Linked DNA regions of Homo sapiens: regions 2, 3 and 4 are each linked to region 1. The links are chromatin contacts, found by Hi-C in ENCODE. All regions are on one chromosome and are shown on one strand. Each heading gives the region's core, a stretch centred on a gene start or an enhancer-like site at or near the end of the contact. The rest is flanking DNA. Distances are from core to core; before and after follow the strand shown. Region 1 overlaps DELEC1 (deleted in esophageal cancer 1). Region 2 overlaps ASTN2 (astrotactin 2). Region 3 overlaps RGS3 (regulator of G protein signaling 3). Region 4 holds the start of TRIM32 (tripartite motif containing 32).

Evidence for each region. A loop is a pair of places that touch in the nucleus more often than their neighbours do. Pooled maps may share reads with other maps.
Region 2: a loop to region 1 is called in a pooled map, with 10 times the contacts of the local background. The contact joins two enhancer-like sites. A Hi-C loop is called at or near these places in 3 of 37 single-sample maps with no recorded cell type and 2 of 50 pooled maps.
Region 3: a loop to region 1 is called in a pooled map, with 19 times the contacts of the local background. The contact joins two enhancer-like sites. A Hi-C loop is called at or near these places in 2 of 37 single-sample maps with no recorded cell type and 3 of 50 pooled maps.
Region 4: a map with no recorded cell type shows a loop between it and region 1 (9-fold over the local background). The contact joins the promoter of TRIM32 here to the enhancer-like site in region 1. A Hi-C loop is called at or near these places in 4 of 37 single-sample maps with no recorded cell type and 4 of 50 pooled maps.

Annotation. Positions count from the first base shown.
Region 1 is chr9:115,205,498-115,208,957 of GRCh38, reverse strand. All of the region lies in intron 1 of DELEC1 (deleted in esophageal cancer 1), which reads right to left. Among named protein-coding and RNA genes, the nearest start is that of DELEC1, 65 kb to the right of the region's middle. Within about 2 kb of position 1,732, at least 2 of the 41 ENCODE cell types and tissues checked have a DNase peak (open chromatin) inside an H3K27ac peak, as active enhancers do.
Region 2 is chr9:116,950,776-116,954,235 of GRCh38, reverse strand. The region is part of intron 10 of ASTN2 (astrotactin 2); the gene reads left to right. Among named protein-coding and RNA genes, the nearest start is that of SNORA70C, 230 kb to the left of the region's middle. Within about 2 kb of position 1,720, at least 3 of the 41 ENCODE cell types and tissues checked have a DNase peak (open chromatin) inside an H3K27ac peak, as active enhancers do.
Region 3 is chr9:113,515,746-113,519,205 of GRCh38, reverse strand. It overlaps RGS3 (regulator of G protein signaling 3), which reads right to left. Exons shown (of 23, transcript NM_001394167.1): 14 at 1,582-1,665. Among named protein-coding and RNA genes, the nearest start is that of RGS3, 54 kb to the right of the region's middle. RefSeq lists enhancers at 741-1,030, 1,432-1,561, 1,722-1,971. Within about 2 kb of position 1,930, at least 10 of the 41 ENCODE cell types and tissues checked have a DNase peak (open chromatin) inside an H3K27ac peak, as active enhancers do.
Region 4 is chr9:116,685,646-116,689,105 of GRCh38, reverse strand. It overlaps TRIM32 (tripartite motif containing 32), which reads right to left and starts at 1,801. Exons shown (of 2, transcript NM_012210.4): 1 at 1,725-1,801. All of the region lies in intron 16 of ASTN2 (astrotactin 2), which reads left to right. RefSeq lists enhancers at 1,325-1,374, 1,815-2,134 and a silencer at 1,545-1,744.

The DNA.
Region 1 (3,460 bases), core at 483-2,982:
TATGTAATGTACTTGGCCATAGTTAGAGTTTAATAAATAGTAGCTATTCTAAAGCAAAGGTCTAAGGCAGAAAAATGACCCATAATTTTTATTAATATGAAGTGAATTGAACAAAACAATCAGATTTATCCTTGTAAGCTTGGCTCCCACTAACTTAATGAAGATGGAAGAGAAAAGAGGAATAAGGGTTACAGGGACTAAGTACTCAGAGTGTGTAAGGAGTTTTGCTGAGGTTAGCTATAAGGAATTTGTGGTTTGAATCAAAGGACTTCAGTTTTATGAGGTTTGAGGGCCTTTTTCAAAAGGAAAACCAGATGTATCATTGGAAAGCTCATGCAAAGAGGGCTATCTTCTGCAAATGCTGCTTTGAGTCTAATTCTGTTAGACTGGGTAGGGATTCAGTAGGGAGAGACCCTGGGGTGTTTTTTAAAACCCATTTGTTCCTATCTTGTGGACCTTCAGTGATGTTCTCAAATGGGTCACGAGGCTGGTATTTTATAAGCAATATGATCCACAGCCATGAGGAGAGGAATGATTCTAATATAGTCCAGAAAACAGTAGGGCTTTCCACCTCAAAACTTTACTTTAAATCTTTGAAAAGAACTAGGTTTTCTACCCCAGGAGTCCAGCATCTCCTGACCCAGGGTTCTCCTAGCACAGTCAACAGGAATGAATGCCTTCCCTAAGCCCCTCGTGGTCACTTGATCCTCTGGCTCTTGGTTTACTTTTCCCTCTTCCTTAAACTGTTCATTTTCAAGTAACATGGGGAAAGTCACATCAGTCTTATTGAGTATCCCTAAAAAGTGGAGGCAGGAGAATGGACTTGACGATAGAAGAATTTATTCTTGGTCACTAAGTGTGCTCAGCTGGCTATGTCTACCTCCATACCTCCATACCTCCTCTGGAAGTAAAGAAGTACCCTGGAAGTAAAGAAGACTCATGAGGTAATAAAAAACAGTAAGTAAAATTGCTTTGCCACCTAGACTGCAAAGACGATGAATTCCCTAGTGTGTTTATCAAAATTAACTGACAGGTCTTATGAAAAGACTGACTTATTTAATATATAAGGAAAAAACATCACAAGATTCAACAATATAAATGCATATAATAGGCTGGGTTCCTGTTATAAGATATGGCACCTTGCATTTTCCATACACTAATTATCTAACTAAGTTATTATAAGTTAGACATTATCTTTATTTCACATATGAGGAAATAAAAGTCCAGGGACTCAAGTGATACACTCAAGTCTAGGTTTGAATCTCTCAGTCTGTGTTTTTGTCATTTCCCCGACATTTGCATATATGTGGTTTGCTTAGCACTGATGGTTTGAGAAATAATTTTAGCTGGTGCATGGAAAAATACATTTCCATTTTAATGAGTATGTATGAATAGTATGTGCATCCAAATATCCAGGCATATCAGAGTTGTGGTTTTGTGAAACTAATTGTTTAGGATGAAGCTACTTTTACTGGAGTCTATTTAAAGAAAAATATTCAGAAATTGAAACATTAAAAAGACAGGTTTGGAAAAAGTTGTTAAGAATGAGTGAAATGTGGGAAACTCTGTTCTGGGCCAGACTGCTCTCTGTGTTTTATAACGAATGGCTGCAGGCTACAGGAAGCAAGATTTCTCAGAAAGCCTTAGTCAATGTGTCGGTCACCTCCCCTGGTATTTGCCAGCTCCTGCTGACACCACCATCCCCTAGCTGAAAGTCCCTGCAGCTAGAAATCTAGAAAGAAGCCCTTCTCCTAATCTCATTAGCCAAGTCTTGGTGATTTTAGTTCTTCAGCAGCCATTCCTCCCCAGTGTCCTGATTGCCCCTAATGCTTACATTCACATTCCCCACAACATTCTCACAACAGCATTCTCACATTCTCACAACAGCATCTTAACTGGCCTTCCTAACTCTAATCTCACAAGCTATCCTGGAAAATCCCCAGACAGCCATGTTACTTTCTGTGGTAGGCTGAAATGTCCTCCATCAAAGCCCAAATTCTAATCCCCAGAACTTGCAAATTTGTTACTTTACATGGCAAAAGGGACTTTGCCAATGTAATTAAATTAAGGATCTTGAGATGGGGAGATAGTCCTGGACTATCTGGGACAAAAGTTCTTGTGAGAGAGACACAGTAGAGTCAGGCAGACACGAAGATGTGGCAACGGAAGCAGAATTCGGAATATGCTTGGCCACCAGCCAGGGAATATGGAGAACCTCTAGAAGCTGAGAAAGGTACGGCTTCCCCAAAACCAGAGGAATGCAATCTGCCTACCATGTTACACATCTGATCTCCAGAACTGTGAGTCTGTGTTGTTTCAGACCACTAAGTTTCATGTTGTGCGGCAGCAATAGAAAATGAATGCACTCTCCTGTCCAAAGCCCCTCTTTTTTCTTGCCCAAAATCCAGCTTCTTAATCATTAAGTCACTCTTCACAATGGAGCCTCCCAACTTTCCAGCCTTATTTCTTGACCTCCAACCCCAAAATTAATATCAATAGCTAATATTTATTTTGTACTTAACTATATGCCAAACACTAAACCAAAATGTGTATATATATATAAAACATATATATTACATATATTTGTTAACTCATTAAATTCTGACAATAACATACAAGATAGGAATTATTATTGTCCTCCTTCTTACAGATGAGGAAACTTGAAAAAGGTACACAACTTACTTAAGGTCCAGAATTAATAGTAGTAAGGGAAAGATGTAAATTCATACCAGTTTGATTTCAGCATCTCTGTTATTAAACAGTATGTTATATCTCAACCTTGGAGTTTTCAGACAACATCCCTACTCTTTCGTATTCCTAGAAACACTGTAGAGAAGAATGAAGCCATGATATAGAATCAAGAGAAACTGAGTAAAATAGAGGAGTAGGGACTCTGAAGAAGAGGGGCTTTAGGAATATTAGAAGCAAAGTGAGATGGCTCAAAGCTGATGAGGACTGGGTGAGCCAACATTAGACATATGCTGGATTATTTCCTTTATAGGGCCCTGGACATACTTGTTGGGCCAGGAGAAAAATATTAAAGGGGAGGTATGGAGGTAGACATAGCCAGCTGAGCACGCTTAGTGCCCAAGAATAAATTTTTCTATCATCAAGTCCATTCTTCTGCCTCCATTTTTTAGGGATACTCAGTAAGACTGGTGTGACTTTCCCCATGTTACTTGAAAATGAACAGCTTAAGGAAGAGGGAAAAGTAAACCAAGAGCCAGAGGATGCCATATGGTGTGGTGATGATCAGGACTAACTCACAAACCAGACAACCTGGGATTAGTACCAGAGCTGAGTTTTTCATTCCCATTTTTCTTGGTTCTAAAACTCATGTTCTTATCCTAATTCCATGAATATTTAACAGACAAAACATGTTAACTCAGCTAACCAGAATGAAATGGATAGAAACTTCCTCTTACCTATCTTAGCTCTATAGAAAATCAGAATAAAAAAT
Region 2 (3,460 bases), core at 471-2,970, 1.7 Mb before region 1:
TTGTGGCCTGGAGTAAGTTATATTCCCTTTCTAGTCTCAGTTGTTGGATATATATAATAGGGATAATGATGCTATATCATGGGATTGTTTTCAGAAATGAAATAAAATGAAACACCTGAATGCCAGCTCATAATAAGAGTTGAATAACAGGTAGCTGCTGTTATTAGAATCTCTGCTATTTTAAAAATAACACCAAGCCCTTAAAAAAAGATAAGAAAACCAAGCCCTGTGTAACCCGCCCAAGCTTACATGTCCATACATACATGGACAGGTCAAGGGTGTGAACTAGCACAAGGTTCTCTGTCTCTGAGCCCATTGTGTGACCCCTTCTACTCCACTGGACTTGATGGACAGATGACTGATGGATACAGATTGAGCTACAGCTCTGCCACTAATGAGCTAAATGACCTTGGACAAGTCTCTTATCTGCTCTAAGTTTCAGTTTTTCTATCCAAGAATGTGAGCAACTAACCTGATCACACTGTTGAGGCTTTAAACCATCAAGGATCAAGTGTTGAGCACATAGTGCAGGGCTTTGCACTCAGGAGATGCTCAATACAGGGAACCCATCTTTTTTGTTGTTGTTAAAAAAACAAAAAATCAAATATTCTTTAGGCAGCAGCTACCCTAGAGGACAATGAAACCTGTCAGCATTCTTGTTGGACAGCTGCCTGGTCTCTGTAATTCGGGTCCTAACCAGGAGCTAGAAAATTAACTTGGAAACTGAGGATGCAAAAATGAGTGTCTCATTCTGGGTTCCTCTGGGTCTCTCTGCCTTCCTCTGAGCAGATGCTGGGCTCCAGCAACACCTGGTACCTGCAGAACTCTCAGGAAATTGGCTTGGCTAGAATGTCTTAATAGCCTGCTCTCTAGCCAAAACAATTTGCAGTGGGAAAAGCAAGGGTTTAGAAGTCAAACAGATACAGATTCAATTGTAACTATAACACAACCTCTCTTTGTGGCTTTGGGCACCCCACTTAACCTTGTTAGGCCTCAGTTTCCTTATCAGTAAAATGTGATAATTACACCTTATTTTCAGTTAAGCCAAAGAATGATTCACTGCTGCCAAACAATCTCAGCTAATAAATGCTGTTATTTGCCTCAGTGGGTGGGGGAGTTAAAATCACAAACTGTCCTTTCCATAGCAGACATTTGCAGATCTATTGGGTCGGAGATGGAGAACTGGGAGTCTCCTCCACCCCTTCCTTTTATAATAGAGAAGCTAAGGAACAGAAATGACATGGCCTGGCCCAAGGTCGCACTGTGGGACAATAAGACGGGCCACCTGGATCCCTGTCAGAGGGTCTTTCACATTTTGTTAGGCTACATGTCAACAGCCCAGGTCAGCACAAATGTCCCTTGTTTTCAGAGTCACCGGTGGCTGAGCAGTAAGTAATTGGGCCCCTCCTCAAAGGCTGTAATCAAAGGCAGCCTTGAGCTTGGAGGCAGCTCCAACGGCGATTGCTCGGCTAGCTGAGGAAGAGGCTTGAGGCCAATATCAGCGGCCCTGGGCTCCTGACAGCAGGTGTGGATGATGAATGGGCAGCTTAACATGATGGAGCAAATTGATCATTTCATCACTGACCACAACTTATTCATTTCTGCAAAGACGGCAATTCATTACCCTGCATGTCACGCTGCCCATGTCATTGCCAGAGATAAAAGCCTGAGGCCTCACAGCCTGTGCCTCTCATCACATCTCACCTCTTCTTAAAGGGAGAGAAAGAATGCGGAAATTGAGAGCCAGATGCTCAAGGCTGCTCCAGGGCCCTTATTCTTGCCAGATCCTGGAGGCCATTTCTTCTTCACCAGGAAATGAACAGGAATGAACCCCAAGAGCTTCTAAGCCAATCAACAATAGCAAATGCATTGCATCTTTGAGGCCAGCCTTATACTCTCTGGAGCATAAGGCCGAGAAGGATTCTGTGGCTGCATGCGAGCCCAATAGGAATGAATGCCAGAATTGATTAGTCATGTCTATGGTAGGTCTAGAGTAAGTAGTCAGACATACCCCATGCATTACTATTCATAAAGTCGTGGTGGTGGTTGGGCTATTTTCTGCAACTCTCAAATCATGTCAAGTGCTCACTAGCATTAAGAATAAACTAAAAGGCAGTTACAAATACAGTAATGCAGTTATAATCAAGTAATGGAAAAGCTTACATATTATTGTGATTTTAGTCAATACAGTTGCTCTCAGCTATAGTGGCACAACCCACAGGCTTTGACCACATGAGTTATTGGGTAAGTCCCAAGAAATGTAACAACAAAAATAGTCACATTACTCAAGTTACTCTGATTTTTAGTATTTGAAACTATGGGGTTAGGTAAGTTGTCAGAAATGTAGTGCTAATAATAGTCTAATTACTCAAGTTTCAAAATATTTTGTCTTTTGGAGGGATTTTTTAAAATGCAATGGATATGACCTTAGAAGTAAAATAACATCTCCCACTTGTGTTTGGGGAATGTTACCTTGAGTGGAAGAGAGAAAAGTGAGATCATAGATAACTTGCTGGTGATTGCATGCTTACAGATCCCCTACTGATCTTAACCATGGTGCCTCCCATAGCTTCTGCCACCAAATACCAATACCACCCTCTCCTACTCATCTCTAGAGTGTGGCTTGCTTCCTATCTAAGGGAAATCTCTCTGCCTGACCCTGATCTCATGCACTTCAGTTTATTGAAGGACCTTGTTCTACTGATCATACCTTCCCTCTCCTTTATCTTTGTAGACTCTATTCACAGTCTATGCCAAAACCAAACCTAACTGACTTAACTATAAATGGGAACCAACTGTTCCACATGATTGGTGATGATGCTGTGTGAGAGATGGGCTCATACATGGCAGTATCTACAACCACAGATCTTTTTTTTTTTTTTTTTTTTTTTTTTTTTTGAGACAGAGTTTCACTCTTGTTGCCCAGGCTGGAGTGCAGTGGCGTGATCTTGGCTCACTGCAACCTCTGCCTCCCAGGTTCAAGCTGTTCTCCTGCCTCAGCCTCCCAAGTAGCTGGGATTACAGGCGTGCGCCACCATGCCAAGCTAATTTTGTATTTTTAGTAGAGACAGGGTTTCTCCATGTTGGTCAGGGTGGTCTCAAACTCCAGACCTCAGGTGATCCACCCACCTCAGCCTCCCAAAGTGCTGGGGCTACAGGCGTGAGCCATCACATATGGCCTAGTTCTCTCTATCTCTTTCTGTCTTATCTCAGTTCCCATCTCTGTCTTGACCACATTGTTTCTGTGTCTTCCATAGGTATGGGGCATGGGCACCAGGAGCTGTAGAGACACATTCTTACATCTTTAACATAAAGGAAACAGAAAGAATCTATCTTCCTCCATATGTTGTATAAAATTCCAAGGAAGGATTTGTTTTGTCCCAGCCAAGGACACTTACTGCAAAGGGGAATCAGGTGCTATGACTGGCCAGATCTGGCATGTACTATGGCCAGGAGGGAG
Region 3 (3,460 bases), core at 681-3,180, 1.7 Mb after region 1:
CCATTCCTTACCAGCCTGGAGACTCTTGGGTCCCAGTGAATCTCACTGGAGCCTCAGTTGCCTTAACTACAGAGTGGGGACAATCGTGCCTTTCATGGGGGTGCTGCAAGAGCTAATTGGGGTCAAGTATGTAAAATGCATACACAATGAGGATACACAATAAGTGCTCAATGTTTGCAGATTCAAGGGTAAGTGGACAAACAGAAGAGTGAATTTAGACTTATGTATATGTTTCAGGGTGGCTGCCATCTCTAACTGGCTTCTTATGAGTCTGTGAATTTATGGCCACACCTCAATTTCTGACCCTTGGATGCCAGACTTAGGTCCACCACACTCTCATTCACCAAACATAGCTCTAAGTGACTTCTCATCCCTAAAACTTAAATCCCTCCCAACAGATGAAGTTTTACTCCCACTGAGACAATTCAGAAGATATGCAAAGATTGTTAAGTTCCCAAAGTTTGCAAAGTTCCCAAGAGGAGGTTCGGAAAAGAGGAGGTCCAGAAATACAGTAGGCAACAGCGAGCGGTGGAAGGGAGCATGCAGTCCCCCAGGGCACTCCCTTGAAAAAGATAATGTACATTTGGAATAGATGAGTTCCAGTCCAGTCTGCTTACTTAAAAAACAAACCAACCTCCTGCTTCAGCCACAGTCACACATAGTGTCCCAGAAGGCTGAGGTTTAAAGCGTCCTTACAGACCAACCTCTGACCCTGCCCTTACTGCCTCAAATACACACATACCTACTGCTCAGATGGAAAGACTGAGGAAGAAGGAAGAAATCACATGTGAGCCAGCAGCAGACCTGGGTCTCGATACAAACTTCCTGTCTCCAAGTTTCCTGATCTTTCCACTACCCCAAGCTGCCACTCGACTCAGCCAAGGCAGCTCTACATTGGGGCCTGATCTGCAAAGAGCCTGCTACCCTCACCCCATGGCCCCAGGTAGCCAGGGCAGAGCCCAGGGCTCCAACTTCTGTACCCAAGTAGTTTAAGCTCAGAGACTGAACTGACCAGCTCTGGGGTTGTGTAGATGAATGAAGTTCTCCCAATTAGAGAAAAGCATCCCAGGCCAGCTCCCAGGAAGGGTGACACAGGTCCCATGTCAGCACCCCACAGGCAGAGCTACAACCCAGGCGAAATCATAGACTCGTCTCTCAGAAGAGGACATGGGATTTGGGTTAAAACAGGCCCAGAAAACTCAGGTAAACTGATGCTGGTCTAAAAATTCACTTTGGCTAATAGCTTTACTCTTCCTGCCACCAAAGTCACTCCCCACAGCCAGGGTAAATTGCCATCTCTTCTGCTCCTGAGAGGAAGGTGGGATAAACAATGGGGTGTCTTTAGGGGCTGGGGAAACTTTCTAACCATCAAAGAAGGATTCGACAGCTTTTGAAAGGAGATGTACAAGAAAAAGCTGGGTAGCCTTTGCTAGGGAGAGTGGCGGGGTCCTTCTCAGGTCTCCCCTACCCTGAGAATGTACAATTCTAAGATACTCAGGAAGAGACCAAAGTGAGGGGCCTGGAGAATGCCAATGAAGCCCACCCAGAAAGCCCCCTAAAAAATGCAGGTGAAAGTCTTACCTCGGCAGCCTTGTTCCTCCCTTCATACAGCAGCAGCTCCTCTGACAGCAGGAGGGTCCGGGCAGGATTACAGAGATCTAGAGGCTGGAAATAAAGCAGGCTGAGTGGGCAGTTCAAAAAGAGGCTGGGTGAGGACCCGGGGGGAGGAAGCAGCAGCTTGTCAAAGCCAGCCACAGAGAACCCTCTGACCCAGAGAAGACTGTCAGCCCGCCACCGACCCGAGAACCCACACACCCCCTCATACATAAGATGGAAACAGAAAGAGAGACGCTGCTGTCCTGTGGAACTGTTGCTGCCACCTTCCCCATCAACCCTCACCGTGAGAGCTACACTCATTGACAGGAAGTCTAACCACAGGCTTAGGCCCTCTGCAGTCCTCAGCCCCAGCTCTCACCCCCCACTGCACTGGGCTCCTGGGCCCTCCCAGCCCCCGCCATCCCCCATCTATCCTGTTCATGCCTCACAGGACCAAGAGGCATCCTGAGAGCCACATGCCAAGAGATTTGGTCACTTGAGTCCCTTCAAAGCCAGGCCAGTCCCTGCTCTGCACTCATAGCACACTTGAACTGTCTCCTTCTCAGGCAATCCCCCAAGGGTCAATTATCACCCAAACCTCTCACCCTACTCCCTCACCTTGCCCAGCCCAGCCCAGAGGAAGCTCCCTAAGCTCTGGATTACCCAGCAGGACTTGTCCTTATGACTGTATATTTCTAATATGGCTTCTAAGTACATGACATCAAGCAAGGTGCTTAAAGAAAGATCATGAAACAAATAGCAAGCTGGACCTGAAATCCCAGCTACTTGGGAGGCTGAGGTGGAAGGATCATTTGAGGCCAGGAGCTTGAGGTTACAGTGAGCTGTGATCATACCACTGCACTCCAGCCTGGGGGACACAGCGAGAGACTGTCTCTTAAATAGAAGTAGTTTCTTATACAAATATTAAAATGAACATGAAAATTAGACACAGGCCGCATGTGGTGGCTCATGCCTGTAATCCCAGCACTTTGGAAGGCCGAGGCGGGTGGATCACCTGAGGTCAGGAGTTCGAGACCAGCCTGGCCAACATGGTAAAACCCCGTCTCTACTAAAAATACAAAAAACTAGCCAGGCATGGTCGTGGGCACCTGTAATCCCAGCTACTTGGGAGGCTAAGGCAGGAGAATTGCTTGAACCTGGGAGGTGGAGGTTGCAGTGAGCCGAGATCGCACCCTTGCACTCCGGCCTGGGCAAAAAGAGTGAAACTCCATCTCAAAAAAAAAAAAAGAAAAAGAAAGAAAATTAGACATTGTAGATGCCAAGAACTTTGTGTCACATGCTAAGAAAGAGAAGAGACCCACAGAAAGGCTAAGGCCAGGCCCTGCTGACAGAGCTGTCTAAGGGGAGGCGTGTGAGCTCCCAGAGATGTGTTGCATCCTAACAAAGTGTGCCTACTGGACAGTGACAGGCTCAGACTGGGATGCCAGGGAGACCAGAGAGGCACAGGCAGAAATGAAGCCCGTGGGGCCAAGTCATGTCTATGCTGCTGATAAGACGATAAACCATTAGAATCTTCCTGCAAAGCAATTTGTCAATATGTGTAAAGAGCCTTTAAAATGTTTATGACCCATGACCCAGTCATTTCCCTTTCAGCAATCTCTCCCAAGGAAAATAATCAGAGAGGCAATCCATGCGCAAGGATTTTCATCACAGGGTTATTTACAATAGCAAAAGAGTAGACAGAAGTATCTGAATACAGAACTGGTTAAATAAATACAGTATACCCATATAAAAGAAGAGTGGGCAACCACCGTAAAACACAGAGCATTTAGTGGTGTGGGAAAGGTTCATGCTACAATTTTCCTTTTAAAAAGGCAACATGATATAAAATATAGAATAAGGT
Region 4 (3,460 bases), core at 552-3,051, 1.5 Mb before region 1:
GGGCGTATCCCACACATTGTCAAATGTTTAACATAAAACATTATGTTTAATGTTTAATCTACCCACTTGAGGCCAGTAGTATCCCCCACCCTGTGACAACCAAAAAACATCTCCAGACATTGCCTAATGTCTCCTAGGAGACAAAGCCAGACTTGGTTAAGAACCACTGCTTTACAGTCTAGCACAGGACTAAATGCTCAATACCTAAGGGTTCCCTTTTTTTTTTCTGGTGGTTGTTGTTGTTGTTTTGTCTGTCTCCGAGCCCAAACACCTCACTCACAGAGCCACTGCCCCTTCAAGCTGTAATGGATCTTATATAGGATAAATTATTCCACTCATTCCCCTGGAGGTCTCACTTTCTATCTGCTATCGTAGCTTGGGGGTACAGGGAAAAAGGGCTTAGGCAGATGACCTTGAATAGTTCCACTTCTTCTTCCCCAAAGCCTACCACTTTCAGTGGGCCGGGGGACCGGTGGTCAGAATGGAGTTAGTGGCAATACCATACCTGCCTCATGATAACGGATCTTTGTTTAATAAATGAAGAAGATTCTGCCCTTCACAGGGATTACCACACTCCTTCAGGATTATCTGAACTGAAGATTTATCACTTTGTTCCTCAGCACCTGAACTCTGCTCATCTTCATATACTCATCCAGTTTCATACATTACTTTTAGGTCCTTGGGTCCCCTGAACTCCCTCTGTCTCCCATGCAGCGATTTAAGGAAAATCTCTTTAGCAGCCCAAGACACCAATCCACAAATCTACTCAGGGTCCTTTGATTTTATAGCCCAGTTAGGACATCTCCACCCCACGATTCAATCCTCTCCAAACCCTGTCCCCAACCCTCTTACAATTCCAAATTCCAATCTTTGGGGCTGTATATTGCAACCCTCGTCAATTCCTCACTCATATGCCCCAAATCCCTCGGACTCAGATCGTTTAATCCCTATTTCCAAATCTCTGCCACACTCAGCCCCGCACCTCAGTTCAACGCCCCAATTCCTCACCCCAGATTTCTGCTCTCCCTCAATCTGAGCCCCCATCTCCTGCATTCCATCGGGCACTGTGCTGCCCTCATACCCTGCTCCTTCCTCTTATGCACTGAATGTCATGTGCTGCCTTCACACCTCAGCCAGCTCCCTTCTTTCTGCTAACAAGATAGAGTCCCTCAAGAACTCACCCCACCCCCTCAATCTCACCCTCAGCCCACTCCGAAAACCCTTTCTCAATAGCACTTAGGATCGCCCTAGACCTTGCTCCTATCATCTCAGACCCTGTCCTTGCCAGATGCCTAGCGCCCCCAGATTTCCTCAAATCTCATCGGGGCCCCCCAGTTCCTTCATATTTCTGAAATTCTGCACCCAGGTCCCTCCAGGGCCCTGATTCCCTCCCATCTCCCACATGCTACACCCCGTTCCTCCTCAGGGCCCCGACATTACCTCATACCTCCCGAGATGCTGCAACCGCAAATCTCTTCAGAGCCCCTCGCTCCCCTCCCCCAGCTGCATCTCCTCGGATCTCCTCAGCCCCACGAATCCCTCCCGAGCCTGCCCCTCGCAGCCCCACCCCCACCCTAGTCCTGCCCCCCCCAGATCCGGTCCCCACACCCTGCCATTCGGGCGCGGCCGCTGCACGCCGGCACGTTCCCCCGCCTGGCCGCTGAGCCACGGCCCACGACTCCGGCCGCGGTCCCCAGTCCCCAACCCTCCTTCCCGCCCCCTACCTGACCGCCCGCGGCTCCGACGAGTCCACCGCCGGCAGCCCACCCGCCTGCCTCCCTCTGCGCACGCGCCGTTGAGCACCCCTTGCCGGGCGCCAATTCGCAGAGCTCCCTGTCCGTCACTGAGCCCCGCCTCCCCAGCATGCTGGGGCTTGTCGTGCAGCTGGCCCCAAGCGCGCGGGGCAAGGCGGCCCTGCAGGGGTGAGCTTTCCTCTGAGAACCCGGGGCCTTAGCGACACGTAATCCAGTTTTCCGTCTCCTTGGTGCAGATGAAGAAACCGACGCCCATGGGCGAAAGGGACCTGCTCAAGTTCACTCAGTAAGTCAGGAGATAAGCCAGAATGCGTATCTGACTCCAGTCTCAATGTCTACCCCTTCACAAAACGGTAGCCTCCAGGGTAGTCCTCAGCAAAGCGTTGGCACCTTACTGAATCTGTTTTTCCATCTGAGAAATGGGCCAACGGAAAAATCAAACTTCCATTCTGGGGAAGTCGAGAACCGGGACTCCCTAGGAAGGGCAGTGCTTTGGCCTCATGTTCTGTGCTCTGACAGAGAGCTGCACTAGAGACAAGTTTATCCATGAACACATTGCTCTGTAAAGGAATGTTTTGCCTACTCAGCTGGGAGGCCGACAGCAGAGGCAGACTTGGGGAGTACACTCTGCAGCCCCTGTCCCTGCAGACTGAAGGTACCCGGGAACCCAAACCAAGTGTAGTTTTGCTCGGGTGAAGGTGGAGGAATCTTACCAGGTGGGAGGTGATCTGGCCTGAGATTTGAGGGAATCTGGGGCACTAGGCATCTGGCAAGGACGAGGTCTGATACAGGACTGGCTGGCCACGACCTGCAGTCCCTGAAGTAGTTTGGGGCCAATCACCTACTCTCCAAGGTGACTATACTGTACAGCTTAGGAGCACAAAGGAGTTTGAAGTAGGATGGACTTGGATTTGAAATTCCCCTTAGCTATGTGACCCTGCACAATGATAAAACAATAAACAAAAACAATGACTAACATCTTTGAACACTTGCTGTCTGGCTACAGCTGAGGACTTCAGGTGCATAGCTCACTAAATCCTCATAAGGACCTAATGAGATAAGGCAGCTGATGGTTAACCTACACCTGTTGTGTAACCTAGGTGGTTACACAAGGCCACATATACCTAAGTGTTGGAGCCCAAATTTGTACCCAATTCTATCTGAGAACCCACTCTCTTAACCTTGTTTACTCTTTCTCCCCATTTTCTAAATTTCTAATTGAAGTTTGCCATGAAGATAAGCCAAGATTATGGTAGTTTGCACTTAATGATAACTATATTTGAAAAATTGTAATTAGCAGGTAGGGGATAAGGGAGAGGTAATGCCAAATGATTTCTCACTTAGACCAGTTGGGGAGACTTTGCACCCGTTTAAAATTTTTTTTTTTCCTGAAAACCACAGTTATCAGCCCAAAGTATAAATTTAGGACTGTTCATAGTCTTACATATATACATATTATATATGTGTGTATATGTATCAATACAGACATACTGATGTTTCCCTAATTACAGAGGAGTGTTAAAAATACTCCTGGGGATCTAGCTCAAGCAAGTGTCTTGAAAAAAAAAAATCTCTCTTCTCCCTTAAAACAAAAATCAGTGTTTGACTCTTCTTTAATGTTTATTACCAGTTAAATGAATTATTATACCTCTCACAAAATCTTAGAGTAGAATAAGCATTCTAGGAAATGCACTCAATTTTTATCT